2 separate regions of the Mus musculus genome follow, and region 2 is linked to region 1. A link is a contact called in ENCODE Hi-C or POLR2A ChIA-PET data. All regions are on one chromosome and are shown on one strand. Each heading gives the region's core, a stretch centred on a gene start or an enhancer-like site at or near the end of the contact. The rest is flanking DNA. Distances are from core to core; before and after follow the strand shown. Region 1 overlaps Nxn (nucleoredoxin). Region 2 holds the start of Nxn (nucleoredoxin).

Region 1 (7,468 bases), core at 1,775-4,274:
TCTAATTAAGTTTCATATCAAGTAAGCCAGACAAGTGCAGTGAAGGGCAGGAAATTGGCTGACAAAATGCCAGAGAACCCAAGGCAAGGGTGTGGAGAGATTGCTTAGCCATCAAGAGCATTTATTGCGCTGGCCAGGGACCCATGTTTGGTTCCCAGCACCTGTGTCGGACAGCTCACAACCTCTTCTAACCCCAGCTCCAGGGGACCTGGCGTCCTCTTCTGGCCTCTGTTGGCACCTGTACTCACATGCACACAAACACACACAGACACCCATATCTTAAAAATAATAAAAATAGCCAGGCCTAGGGCACACTCTTTCATCTTGTCACTCGGGAGGCAAAGGCAGTTTGAGTTCTAGTTCTGACAGCAAGTAACAGGTCAGGTAGGGGACATAGGCCCTGCCCCAATAACAAAACAGTAATATAATACCAATAAATTTAAATAGCCCAAGGCATGAATCCACATGCCTCTCAGGCAGACAGCCCTGGCTGGAGCTGAGCCTGCTTCTCCTCAGGGCTGGGAGACTCTGGAAGTTGTCATTTCCTCATCAGCCTTGAGTCGAGGTCACAACACATTCTGTTGTTTTTCTTTCTGTATTAAACTGTTTTATTTTATGCACACCTGTGTCTAGTCAGAGACACCATCAGACCGTCACAGTGCATGAAGGGGACTTGATTGAGGGTCACTAAAGCCGTCTGGGAAGCTGTCTCTGTCCCTTCTCTGTCCCTTCTCCGAATTTCTAGAACTTATATTCTTTCAGTAAAAACAAAGTTGTAGGCATCCAACTTTAATTTGTTTATATTTGCAAGTTATAGAAAAAAAAAAGCCACATAAGCCATGAATTCTGAAAACCTATCTGAAGCTTCGAGGCATGATTAAAAGAAAAAAAGCTGCTCTGGTGTGTGTGTGTGTGTGTGTGTGTGTGTGTGTGTGTGTGTGTGTGTGTGTGTGTGTGTGAGTATGAGCGTGTACGTGTGTATGTGTGTGTTTGAATTTGTGAGTGTGTGAGTGTGTGTGAATGTGTGTGAATGTGTGAGTGTGTGTACATGAGTGTATGTGAGTATGAATATGAGTGAGTGTGTGTGAGTGGTGTGCATTAATTTGTACCACATGGCTGGGACAGTTAGAACACAAGTCCAGGTGTCACCCTTCCCCTTTCACTTTGTTTGAGACAGGCTCCTTTCACTCCTGCATATGGCATGCGAGTTGGCCCTTGAGTATTTAGGGATTCTGTCTCTGCCGCCCATCTTGCTGTAGGAGTGCTGAGATTACAAATGTACACTACTGAATCTGGCTTTAGGTAGGTTCTGGGACTTGAACTCAGGTCCTTATACTTGTGCAGCAAGAGCTTTAGCCACTGAACCACCTCTCCATGCTTGTACCTCATGTACAAGGTCGGCATCGGTAATATTCTTCTTGTGGCTCTTTGTGTAGTTGGAGTTAGGTATGGTGATACCTCCATTCTCCTTGCTTTTATTCTCCTTGTGTGTCTCTCTCATTTAGGTCTTTTCTTCCACAGCAATGTCCAGTCTGTCGGTTTGTAGGGCCTAGGAGATTTGGATCTCTGGGCCATGTGTGCCATGCAGAACACAGCATATCCAGTTACAGGAAGGACTTTTTCTGGAGCCAGTGCTGGACCTGGTGGTACGCTGTGCGCAGAAGCACAGAAGGGCTGCCCTTGCAGTCACTCAGCAGGTCATGGCCAGTTACAGAGCCTCAGGCAGAATGTGGCCTTTCCAAAGGAGGTGGAGAAAAAAAGATGAGAAACAAAAAGACAAAAGGCTTTGTCTCTTGTGAATTGTGTGCAAGTGCGTACGCATGTCTGTGTGTGTGTGTGTGTGTGTGTGTATGTGTGTGAGCCTCTGCCTGCGTGTGAAGGTTGGAGGACAAACTCAGGTATCTGCCACCTCCTTCCATCTTGTTTGAGACATGGTCACTCTTTTTGTTGCTCACTACTTTATGTGTCAGGCCAGCAGGACCTTTTTGAGCATTCTACTGTCTCTGCCCCATTTCATGATAGGAGTCCTGGGATTGCAGATGTGCCCTGCTTCTTTGTGGGTTCTGAGGAAATCCGGTCCAAGGCAAATACTTTACCCTACCTCCCCAGTCCTTGACATTTATTTTGTGTAAATAAGATTGCTTTAGCTAATCCCCCCAATGACAAATGTTCATACAGTGTTGACACTCAAATGTGTGACTTCTGTCATTAGCTGAATTTGAGTGACATGCTGATGATGCGGGGGTGGGGGGGTGATGGTGGTGGCAGACTCTAGTCATCCATTGGAGAGCAACAGATGTAAGCTAGAGAGACACATGGTGGCCTGGTTTTATCTGTGTGGGTTCGAAGGCTGTAGCTGGCGTGGAGTAGAGAGTGGCTTTGTTTAGACAGATTACCACAGTCGGTACCCAGCTGGGTCTCTGTCCCTCAGCTCCTTTAGACAGAGCTCTTTTTGTAGCTGCTCAATAAACCCAGCAAATGAACTTTAGGGTAGCTCTCCTGTGGAGGGGCTTAATCCCTGCAGCAAACCTGGAGCTGCCGTTTCCCTGTAATTCCCATGACCTCAAATCCTGCTTCTGCGTCTTTCCAAGCTTCCTGGGCCCATCCATATCTTATACCCTGACCTGACTTCATGGCTTCCTATTCCCCAGAGTAGCCCTTTCATGGACTTCTTTGCTGGTTGTCCCACCACAAGTGGCCCTGGCTTGGCACTGTCATAATCCAGTGGTACCTCCACACCCCAGTTGTCTGACCATAAGTAGCCTTTGGTTGGTGCTGTCATGATCTCGTGGTACCCCCAAGCCCCACGTTTCAGGATTTTTAAGCTCAGAGGATTCTGGTTTCTCCACAGACCGCACAGTACAGACGAGGTGGTAACTTTTACAAGAGATCCGCAGAAGCTTGGGAATTGGTGTGGAGTCCTGTGGTGGTTTTAAAAAACACAGCAAGAAACGACGTAATGATGAGTGACAGCCAGCAGCGATGCTGTCCAACTCTGGAGCTGGGCTAGAAGACTCTTCTGACTTGGACTGGAAGTTGGCCAGCTGTGGGATTTTATTGATCATAAGTTGCTAATTCAAAGGCTTTTGCAGCCCTGACCCCTGGTTTTCTTCTTACTGCACTTCCTACATTTCCCGGAGCCTGCATTTATGACTTTTATCATCATAAAGTTCAAAATGAAATACCTACTTAAAAATTAATTGAAGCTTGCGAACACCACGTCATTTGTTAACGTGCATAGTGAGGCATGCTCGCAGACCCCCCTCCCCATCTCCTCCATCTGTTTATTTTGCGATTAATAAAAGGCAAAGCATGTTTGTGCTTGAGGCCGAAGATCTTGGCTGCCTGTGTCGGAATCTGTGAATTTAGTCCAAATTGATAATGTCCTGGTATTTGTGGAGGCTTTTATTTATTTATTTTAGAAAAGGCTGCTTAAATGAAGGCTTTTTTTTTTTTTTTTCTGAAGCTGACCACATAGAGTTCAGGATAAACAGCTTTCTAGAAAGAGGTTTCTGAATAATAGGGATGTGGATTTACCGTAGGGGTCTTGAGTGAGTTTTCAAGGCATTGTTTTAAGTTGGTGGGAGGCCCAGATGAAAGAGGAATTTCATGATAAGCCCCTCTTTGAGTCATTTCTTGTAGCAGGGAGGCAGTGGGATGCTGGGGTTTGCTCTCGGTCCTCATGCAAGAAGCTTGTGCTGGCAGAAGAGGTACAGAGGGCTGCCTTGCCCTGCCCTGCGCTAGGCAGTACAGCCCTCATCTGGGCTGGGGTTTTAGAAATAGTCCTGCCGTGAACCTCACACTAGGAAATCAGTCTTTCCCTCCCCTGCCTTCTCTCTGTGCCTATGACTCAGTGAGTGTCAGGTCTTCCTCCCTCTTTCCTTTGTGCCTTGTCCCCCTTCTATGAACAGTCATTTAATTTATTCCTTGCTGCTTATCATTTTAATAATCAGACTTTTCTCCCTGGGCCAGGCTCTTCTCCAGAGGCCTTGCCCTGCCTCTGTCTTACAATAGATATTCACCAACAAGTAAGTGCTGGCTTCCGTGACAGCAAACACAGATCCGGAGCTGTTAGGGTCAGACTCTGCTCCTGGGAGCCCTAACATGCTAGGCTCACCGCTGTCCCTCAGTGTGCCAATCAGGGGGTCAAGTAACATCGAGAGGCAGAGAAAGGAGATTGATCCGCTGTGGCCACATTGGGGAGAAGAACAAATAAAGGGGTTCAGGGACCCTCAAGTCCATCTTTGGGGCCTTGACAAGAGAGCTAAGTGTTCAAACAGAGGACAAGAGGAACGCATTGTGAAGCGGTCAAGGCGTGGTTCCATCCATTACAGTCTGGGCCCGAGTGTCTCCTGCAAGGTGATCTGGTGTTATCAGAACTTTGAACCTTTTTTCCTGAGACACAGTTTCCGGACGTTACTAACACTAGGCTCGGCCTTTTCATTCTCTCAGCTTGAGATTCTTGGGAAAATTCCAGTCTCCTTGGGACCATTGTTTCAGTAGTGTGATACCAGAGGGAGCGGTGGCGGCGGCGGCACAGTGTCCCTGCCAGGACCGGCATACCTGGGGTTCCAGACACTACTTGGTCTTGAAGATTGAACTGAGCTGGTTAAGCAAGAGACCCTGGCTCTTCTCCTGCTTCTCCTTACAGTCTTAACTATTTCCTGTCAGTGGCAAGACCGCGTTTACTGTGTGCTAAGAAATGTTATCATCTTTAAAAAGGTAAGCCAGCTTGCCCTGGCCCTCTCAAGCACTGGGAGCCTAAGGCGGTGGATCGTGAATTTGAGGCCAGCCTGGGATGGGAGGTGGTGGGAGACTCTTGTGGGGCGGTGGGGGAGGATGAAGGAGAATCGGAATGGATAATTCTTGTTGAGTTTCAAGTTTTTATGGAGAGATCAGGTTGTTTTTATGCACATCTGATGGCTGTATAGATGGGCAGACGGATAATGGATTGCTAGGGGTATTGGCCCACTAGATTATAGAGGTTGAAAAGGCCCCCCAAAAGCTTCAGAAACTGGTCGCTATTTATGTGGGTCCTAGAATCCAAAGACAGGGCAGCTAAAACATCCAGAGACCAGGAAAGATGAAGAGAACTTTCTTCCCCATCAGTTTGTTCTGTCAGGGCCCTTGATCAGTTGGTACCTGCTCTCCCCGAGGGTGGCTCTCTCCCGCTCAGCTTTATTATTAACTAAATTAGATTGTTTAAAAATACTTTTTTTTTTAATAGCCAGGCAGTGGCATACATCTGATGTCTCAGCCACTCTGGAGCCCGAGAGGAAGGTCACTTCAGGTCACTTCACCCCAATAGTTGAGCATCACTGTGAGCATTTCACTGAGACCCTGTCATAAAGCAGACACGCCCGTGTGATGGTGTGCGCCCAGGGGCCTTGTCACGGTGGGGTCCTGACCCTGAGTCCCAGGCCACACAAAAATAGAATGCCCCTTTACCTCAAAACCCAAACCCCAAAACCAACAACCAAACCAACAGGCAAACAAAGCATTCTTAATCTGTTTGGAAGCCTCATCAAGAAGAGAGACAGGAGCCGGGTGTGGTGGTGCACGCCTTTAATCCCAGCACTCGGGAGGCAGAGGCAGGTGGATTTCTGAGTTCGAGACCAGCCTGGTCTACAAAGTGAGTTCCAGGACAGCCAGGGCTATACAGAGAAACCCTGTCTCGAAAAACGGAAAAAAAAAAAAAAAGAAGAAGAAGAGAGACAGGAGAGGTGGCTGAAAAGTCCATCCGCCTCTGTGGCACTGGGAAGGGCTCCGAAAGCCTGCTTGCACCAGCAGCACCAACTGCTGAGAATCTAATAAGACTGCAAAGTCTTGGACCCCAGCCCAGCCCACCTTCCCTTCCGAGTCAGGATCTCTGGGTTGGCACCCTGACAGACCCTCCAGGCTTCTCTTCGACCCTCGGTGCTGGGTTGGGGGTAGGACTCAGGCACCCCAGGCGAAGCGCTCTGCCACTGAGCAGCAGCCCCAGCTCCTCTAGGTGACTCTGGTACAGATCCAGCCTGAGAAGAACAGACAGGCCTCGAGCGAAATAGAAAAGGAACAGTTTCCCACACCAGTATCATGTTCTGATGTGCTAAAAGTCTCGGACCCTTCTAAGAACACGCAAACTTAAAAGAAAAAAAAAAAAGAACATGCAAACTTAGGGTCAGTGAAATGGCTCATGACCGCCTGAGTTTGATCCCTGAGACCCATAAGGTGGAAGGAGAGACTCCCCACAGTTATCCTTTGACCTCTACCCATAACACCCTGGCGTGTGTACCCACACTTACCTGCACATATGCCCATGCGCACCCATACAAATATAAATTTAAAAGAATTAAAAAATATATAAATTTAAAAGAATATCTAGAACAGTTACTCTGGGGTTAGGACCAGAGAGAATTGCAACCCCTCCCCTATGCAAGTGCTGAGCGGGGCCAGCAGAAGGGGAAGAGACTTGTGGGAGGAACCCATTTGCCATAGCCAGGTGGGGCAGTGAGTGGGTGAGGGTGACCCTTGGCCAAGCAGCTGAGTGGCAGGGAGCGTCCAGCTGTGGCTGACTTCTCACAGGTCACGTGCTATTATCAGGAAACAAGAAGCCCTTTGCTTGTGGCCTCTGACAACGTTCAGCGTGGCTTTCAGATGTCCTCTGGCCATTTCTAACCTAAAATAGATAAGTAGGGGCAGGGAAGCCGTACCTTGCCTCCTGTGTATGCTGGTGGTGGGTACCGAGGTCTTCAGCAAGACATGCCTCGCAACCCCACCCCTGCTTCCATTCGGAACTGACCAAGAGGATCAGCCTCATGTTGGGTGGCAGCCTCAGAAAAGGTAGAGGCCATCACACAACTGCCACGGACTACTTAGCCGAGATGGTGACCAGACAGTCTGAGGCCTCAACACAGTTTGCAGAGCCACTGAGCATAATTGTCAGGCGAAGTGAAATTTACCACACCCACCCTTGTACAGCCAATTACTCTGTTATTAGCAGAGGCCCCGAAGAACATCGAAGTACCTAGTGTCTTAGTGGGAACAGCTGCTGTCACTAATGACTTATAATATAACGCGTGTTTTCCTTCTTAGGTAACACATTCCCCACGTTTATTACCAGCTCCATGAAATAGCTGAGCAGTGTTAGGAATTACAGTGTCCTGATCTGTAGACGGACCGCTGATAGCATACCCAATAAGGAAAGAGGATTAAAGCCTGAAGTTCCAGAAACTGACTTGAAACTGGACTTTCCAAGAGAGCAGGTAGAATGTTTGTCTCTCTTCCTCAAGTGCTTACCATACAGGAGAGAAAGCAAAATGAAAAATACAGACTGGGGTCCGTGCTGGAGCTGAAAAGAAAATAACTATAGAGATGTCCCTGCCGAGGGACCTCCCAGAGTGCTAGAGAGGATTTTGTGGTGCTCACACGGACCTGTTTGTTCAGCTGTAGAGGGCACGCTCCCCAGGTGGTAGGAAGGACCCTGTAT
Region 2 (7,468 bases), core at 2,131-4,630, 40 kb before region 1:
ATTCCCGGCAACTACATGGTGGCTCACAACCATCTATAAAAGGATCCAATGCCCTCTGAAAATACTTATATACATAAAATAAATAAGTAAATTTAAAAAAGGGGGCTGAGGAGCAAGCCAGGAGACAGCCCCCTCCATGGCCTCTGCAGCAGCTCCTGTTCTGTTTGAGTTGTTTTTTTGTTTGTTTGTTTGTTTGTTTGTTTGTTTTTACTGCCTTTGATGTGTGGAAGTGTGGAGAGAATAAACCCATTCCTTTCCAAATTGCTTTTGGTTATGGTGTTTTATAGAAAGTCTAAGACACATGGCAAGAACCTTTCCCTGCTGAGCCATCTTGCCAGCCCTGATTTATGAATTTTTCTTTATAGTACTAGGCAATTGAACTTAGGGCCTTTAGCGTGGTGCTATGCAGTTACTTTACCACTGAGCTACCCTTGGTAGCTTGATGAATCTTAAAGATGGCAAACATATATTTGTTCTGTGTGTATTTTGAATGATACCATGGGACTCTAACTGTAATTTTTCAAAAGAAAGTAGTACACATTTCTTACAAAATTAGGCATGCTGTGCTTCTTTAATACAAAATTTAAGACATGTAACATAATTAAATCCTGGATGGAACAGTTTCTTTAAGTGGGTCTCTTACCTCTTTCAGGCCAGAGGACGTTGACTAATTCTTTACAAGAAGCCAAATGAGTCTTGTTGGGCTTCTAGCATCAAACACCCGCTGGAATTATGAGTTTGGAATCATTTCCATTGCAAACCCCCCCCCTCCTGCCACACCCCTTTGAAAGGCAGCTGCAGGCTTTGGCTTCTCCCCAAGGCATGCTGCACCAACAATTCTCCAAATTGTATTTATATTTCACGTGCAGTGTGTTCGGACTCTCACTTTCCCAGGTGCCAGATGCCGGCTTGGACACACTCCAGTGGAAACTGCTTTCCTGTAAAGTAATGAAAGGATGCTGCTGAGCACGTGACCTCTGCACGCCGCTCTTGCGCCCAGTTTACCAACTCAGTAATGACTTCCCCACTTCCCGATCCCCCGGAGCCTTTCCTCGCCTATTTCTGCTCCTGGTCCTCTGTTCTTTGGGTTGAAGCACATTTTTGTGAACTGAGCCAGGGTCTTATTACATAGCTCTGGCCTGGAATTTGCTATATAGACCAAGCTGGCCTCGAACTCACAGAGATCTGCCTTGACTCTGCCTTGACTAAAGGCATATCTGGCCATCATGCCTGGCCTCCTTTCACATATGTTTAGAATTTGACGATGTCTGACTGCAGATATCTATCTGTCTGACACGCTTTCAGACATGTGAAATCACATACCCACTCAGGAATACTTCAAATGTGACTCCGATGGGAAGATGAAATTTTTTAAACTTTTTTTTTAATATTTATTTATTTATTATATGTAAGCACACTGTAGCTGTCTTCAGATGCACCAGAAGAGGGAGTCAGATCTCATTACAGATGGTTATGAGCCACCATGTGGTCGCTGGGATTTGAACTCAGGACCTTCTGAAGAGCAGTCGGGTGCTCTTACCCACTGAGCCATCTCTCCAGCCCCAAGATGAAACATTTTAATTCACTTTAAGAGTTTATTTTGAAGCAGAGCCTCCCTCTGCCTACAGGCTGGCCTGGAACTTAGGATCCTCTTGCTTTCACCCTCCTAACAGTTGGGATTACAGGAACGCACCATCATATCCATAAATTTAAGGCTTTAGAAACAGGATGCTAGGGTTGCTGGAGAGATGGCTCAGCTTGGTTAAGAGCTCTAGAGAATTCATGTTTGGACCTCTACATTTGTATGGGGTGTCTCACAATGCCCTGTAATACCAGATGAATACACACACACACACACACACACACACACACACACACACACGAATAAGACAATTTATTTAGTGTTTTGAAGCAGGGTGTCATTGTGTAAGCCTGGCTGTTGTAGACCAGGTTGCCCTCAAACTCACAAAGATGTGCTTCCTGGGTGCTGGGATTAAAGGCGTGAGCCACCATTTGTGGCACCAGTGTGTGAAGATTGTCTTTAACACTTTCATTGGTTCATGTGATGATATTTTACAGGCCTGAAAACTTAAACAATTTTTCTCTCTACCTTAAACACACTGAGGACTTTGGGGCATTTCTACTAGAAGTATGAGGTTATATTCTGAAATTTAAATGGTCTTGTGTCATACACTTTGTGCTCTCTGTGTGTGTGTGTTTGTGTGTGTGTGTGTGTTACAGTAGAGGAAGCCTGTGTAATTAAAGCATTCTGCTGCTTTCACTTTAATCTTTTGCATCTTATGTGTTGGTAGAGTTCTCTCTTTCATTCTTCCATTAGATGGCGGCAGATACGAAAGAAATAACCTCGAAAGCCATGAAGGATAGCCAGTGGTTGGGTTTTCCTCTTAAAATGTCACTGTTGTTAGTAGCTGAGCTGATACACATGAATGGTCCTCTTTTTTAAAAATGTGTGTATGCATGTGTATGTGTAATAGTGTACATTTTGTCCTGTGTTCGTGCCTAGGAAACTTGCCACAGATCATTTGTTTAATCAGGGTTCTTTCCTAGGCATTGGAAAGCATCTTTCAAGATGGGGTTAAAATTTTTTTTCTCTCTCAACTACTAGCAGACCTGAGATAAGCTATGAAGTCAGGAGAGCAGCCAATACTGATTTGGAAACGCTGCGCCATCTGTTGCATACATTTACGGAAATGGAAGAGAGCCATTTCCCATCGGGGAATGGTTCCAGCGACCTGTGGACTGAAATCCCACACTGTGACTTGTAATCAGCCCACAAGTATTTATGAATTCTCTCTCTTGTGCTTGGCATCAGAAACAGAGAGGTGGCGCCCGCCAGTCTACTTATAGTAACAAGCACAAAACACACACATGACTGATGAACAAGACCTGGCCTGATATAGTGACATTGGGTGGTGATGATGTTAAAACCCTACAAGTTTTATATGAGGTCTTTGGGGTTCAAAATGTCTTAAGGGTTAGTATTGGGAAGGGAGAAGGAGAGGCTGGAAAAAGAGCAAGAACCGGTGCAGAACTTCAGTGTGGAGAGGGTTTAGAAGTGAAAGGTGAGAGGAATTAAGGGGTAGGGATGCGGTTTAGCTCCTTTTGCAGCCTCGGAAAGCGCCAGTTCCGGGAGGATCGTTCTCCTGCCTTAAGTCCAGGCAATCTAGTCCTGGTGTAGAACTCGGGTCAGGTTTCTTACTTTAGCCACGTACCGGAGGCTCGCGCCAAGACGCCAGCTGCTAGGGACCTGCCTGCGCAGCGCGGGCCAGCCACGGAGGGGGCGTGGCTATGGAGGGGAGTGGCTGGGCGGCCCGGTGGGCGGGGCTCCCCTCTCAGCCTCCGCTGCCGCCGCTGCCTCCGCCCGCCGCGCGGACCAGCGAGCCGGTAGCTGTTGCGAGCCCACCCGCCCGCCCGCGTGCCGGGGCTGCGGTGGGCCAGGATGTCGGGCTTCCTGGAGGAGCTGCTGGGAGACAAGCTGGTGACGGGCGGTGGCGAGGAGGTGGACGTGCATTCGCTGGGCGCCCGCGGCATCGCGCTGCTGGGGCTCTACTTCGGGTGCAGCCTGAGCGCCCCCTGCGCGCAGCTCAGCGCCAGCCTGGCCGCCTTCTACGGTCGCCTGCGAGGGGACGCGGCGGCCGGGCCGGGGGCCGGGGCGGGGGCCGGCGCAGCCGCGGAGCCAGAGCCCCGGCACCGCCTGGAGATCGTCTTCGTGTCTTCGGACCAAGACCAGCGGCAGTGGCAGGACTTCGTGCGGGACATGCCATGGCTGGCGCTGCCCTACAAGGAGAAGCACCGGAAGGTGAGTAGCGCGGGCCCCGCGGCGCCCCCGGCCTGCAGGCGCGGTCCACGTTCTGGGAGCCAGCTGCTCGCCGCCCTCACCGGCTGTCCATAGGCCTGCCATCTCTATCTTGGCCCGCTCCCTCCTCTTGCCCCATCCAGGATCCTGTCGTGTTGAGGCGCTCGCGGCAACTCCTGGGTGCCAGTACCCAGCTGAGCCCACGCTGGGAAGTTTGACACCCCTCTGGTCCACGCGATGGGAATCGCGTAGGAGTGGCCGCTCTCTGCCCTCCCCACTCTACAACCCTTATCTTCCTCCTCTAGCCACTTGACTCCTCGCAGATACCTGTGGTGTGGGGGGTGGGGAGGGCACGAGCCCCCTTCCCATAATGCCTGCACCAGGAAGTTTCCTTTCTTTCCTAGAGAAATCTTGCCTTCCTGGGACCCCCTCCTCTGTGGCCAGGGACCCGGAGGCGGCTGCTGATCGGGGCTTTAGGAGAGAGGGGAGTTCACTCCTCTCCCCCTTTCTTCCCTTGCCCCCGCCCCGCCCCCTGGGCTGAGTTAGTGGCCACCGGGGAGCTTTTCATTGTCTGGCTGTCCAGCAATCTTCCCAGGCCCAGAACAGCCCGCGATCCTTGTACGTGCCATAGTTTGGTGGTGGGCTGACTTGGCACACTTCGAATTCGGTGCGGAACTGATCCCATCGGTGCAGATGAATGACAGCAAACGGCCCATCAGTTTGCTGATGAAATTAAGTTCGGGTTTCTGAGCGTATCTGTTGGGTGAAGACGTCTGTTTCAATAAAACCAATTCAAGACATTTTGCAATGAGTGCTAACAGGAAAAGTTTTGACGTGCCCTTGCTTAATTCGCGTGGCGAATGCAACGTATGACTCTGGCTCTTTCGTTTTCTGAGGAGCATCTTAGTTTATAGGGCACACAGGAGAAGGGCTATTCGGGGCATTTAGGTTCCTCCAGGGAGGGTGGTAACACATGCCACGTGTTCCTTTTATGTGTACAGAATCATGTTGAGACGCATGATTTAGACTTAGAGCAAAATAGGCTTATAATTTGATCCCAAAATGTCTTGAGTGTGTAAGCAATGTAAGGCACAGATGTGAGATTTAAAGTTTGAAATATAGTTTAAGAAATACAGTTGGTAAATTTAATATTGGGAAAACATCAGCCCACTAACCACACAGACGCGAGACTTTACATCTTAACTACTTTTTCAAGTTATTATGCTCCTACATGATTTATGTGTCTGCTAGGGTATGAATATGCACGACTAGTACTTTTTTTTTTTGCTTAAAAATATGGGAATCCTTTGTTTTCTTTTTGGTGGTTGTTGTGATGATCCTTTTGGGAAGGAATAATGTTCAGAAGTCATTTATTGAAAAAATATTTCATTGTCATGGCCTTTTTCTGTTGTAGACTAAAATCTGTTTAAAATAATATCCTTATTGGGCAATACAAATGATTTCTAGCTTTGGAATATATACACCAAATGGCAGAATGTTCCAGACTTATGTCCTATTGTAGTTTTTACAGAAGGGGAAATAAAATTTCTGGGCAATAAAAATAGGAAGCAAACTGAGATGTTTTAGAAATGTCTAATGTCTTTTGCCCCCAAAATAGGAGCGTGTTTGATATGACAATGGCTTCTTCTATCCTGGGTAACCCCTTTGCATGAAAGAACATGTTCTGTAGCCCTATCCTGCCCTGGCTGGTCCCACTCAGATGAACATCTGGATGACACAGGCCCAGCAGGATCTTATTTGAAAATACAGCTCAGCATGCTGGATGTGCCTAAGTCATAAGCCAGCATCTTAAACATTTATTTTCATTTTATTTATTCATTTATGTATGTATTCATTTATTTATATATTTTTGTGGTGCTAGGCATGAGATCTTTGCACATGCTAAGTAAGTGCCTTCCACTACCGAACTTCACGTCCCTGGCTTCCCAGATTTATTTTTTGTGCCATTTTCCCGAGTCTCGCCCTATAGCCCATTGGTTTCTTCAGCTCCAGAAACCCTCCTGTGAAAAAAAAAAAAAAAAGGAAAAGAAAACAAACAAACAAACAAACAAAGCCCGACGTGGTGGTGCACGCCTTTAATCCCAGCACTCGGGAGGCAGAGGCAGGTGGATTTCTGAGTTCGAGGCCAGCCTGGTCTACAAAGTGAGTTCCAGGACAGCCAGGGCTATACAGAGAAACCCTGTCTCGGGAAAGGAAAAAAAAAAAAAAAAAAACCTCCTGTGAGGGAAAGGGGCGGGCGACTTGGTGTCAGACCCAGGAATAATGTCCCGCTTTGTGGTGACATGTCAGGTAAAAAGGCCAAGTCGGTTTCTTGTAGAAAACATACTTGGGAATGGAAAAGGAAGTGTCCTCACTGTGAGAGGGGCCATTTCCCACCTTGAAACCAAAGAGGTATAAGACACATTCTCTTCTGTAACCAAGGCTTTGTCTTCTGCAGCTTGGAATCGAGATGCACAGAAATTGGTGAGTTCCCAATACCAACTCACCCCAAGAAAAGTGAAGAGAGAGGGCACCCCAGTACACGGCAGGCACCTGTGTGTGTGTGCGCGCGCGCGCGTGCACACGTGTGTTGATGGATCTGACTAGGCTGTTTCCCCAACTGTAAAAATAGATTTAAAGAAGGGCATTTGTTTTATACTGAAGGGAAACTGAAGTTCCAGATTACATTTTTTTTAAGTTCTCATTAACATTTGGTCTTTAAAAGCATTTGTGTGTTTCTTCCCATTGGGAAAACAAAGGATATGGTTCTAATTAGTTATTGGCTGGCATTTCTCTACAGAAAATTGAAAAATTATGGTGGGGAAAGAAAATGCTGTGTGGTATTTCTCTTTCTCTTCTTTTTATTAATTTCTCCTTTATATAGTAAGAAAGTCTGGGGATGACCATATATGTTCAGCCTGCATTCTTGTCTCACTCCCTCACCTCCGTTGGAGCTGTGAGAAAGCATGAGGTAAAGGGTCCTGGTGTTTCCCCCTCCTCTTTAATTCCTTATGGAACGTTGTCTTCCCTGTTTCTGTTTCTTTTAGTGGTAGGTCTAAAGTAATTGAAGCTTTTCTTCTTCCTTCCAGAACACACACATTATTATATAGCTGTATAGAAATTGTAATTAGATGATAATCAGACTTTGAGTGGATTTATGGGAGTGGCTCAGTCAGGAAGCCTGTAACCCTGAACTTAAGACGGTTGGGCTTGTTTTAATAAGTAGGCTAGTGGACGTTTTTTCAGATTTCTGTAGAGAGAGAACGTGATGAGCAGTTGGAAATTGGTGATGATTTAGACTTTCGAATTTGAGCTGTCTCTTTCGATGAATAAAAGTTCATTGTTGAAACTGGAGAATCTGGCTCCAGGATCAACTTAACGGTGTCGAGAGTGAACACCAGTTTTGGTCTTAAAGCCACAGGCCTTGGCTTTGCCTGGGTTGGGTGTCTAGTGGAGAGCGGTTGCTCATGGGTGCTTTGCCATCAGGGTGCAAACCACTGACCTCCCTCCACACAGGTGCATTGGGATTTGACTTGGTCTGTAGTGTTTTGAGGTCAGGATGGGAAAGTGTTAGGGTTGAGTGACGACTCTGGTCCAGCTCTTTGGTTACTTGTTTTGGACAGGTAAATGGAGTCTGCCTGGCTGGCAGAG

What was found. Hi-C counts contacts between places; a loop is a spot of excess contacts on that map. ChIA-PET counts read pairs that join two places held with the same protein, here RNA polymerase II (POLR2A).
Region 2: a loop to region 1 is called in a map of gastrocnemius, with 2.2 times the contacts of the local background. The contact joins the promoter of Nxn here to the enhancer-like site in region 1. A Hi-C loop is called at or near these places in 6 of 37 maps with a recorded cell type or tissue (CH12.LX, Patski, adrenal gland and 3 more). POLR2A ChIA-PET finds 5 or more read pairs at or near these places in 4 of 5 experiments (Patski and embryonic stem cell).

The regions. Positions count from the first base shown.
Region 1 is chr11:76,354,670-76,362,137 of GRCm38, reverse strand. All of the region lies in intron 1 of Nxn (nucleoredoxin), which reads left to right. Among named protein-coding and RNA genes, the nearest start is that of Nxn, 41 kb to the left of the region's middle. Within about 2 kb of position 3,024, at least 1 of the 3 ENCODE cell types and tissues checked has a DNase peak (open chromatin) inside an H3K27ac peak, as active enhancers do; it is gastrocnemius, where a contact is called at or near this core.
Region 2 is chr11:76,395,053-76,402,520 of GRCm38, reverse strand. It overlaps Nxn (nucleoredoxin), which reads left to right and starts at 3,380. Exons shown (of 8, transcript NM_008750.5): 1 at 3,380-3,820. The coding sequence starts at 3,461.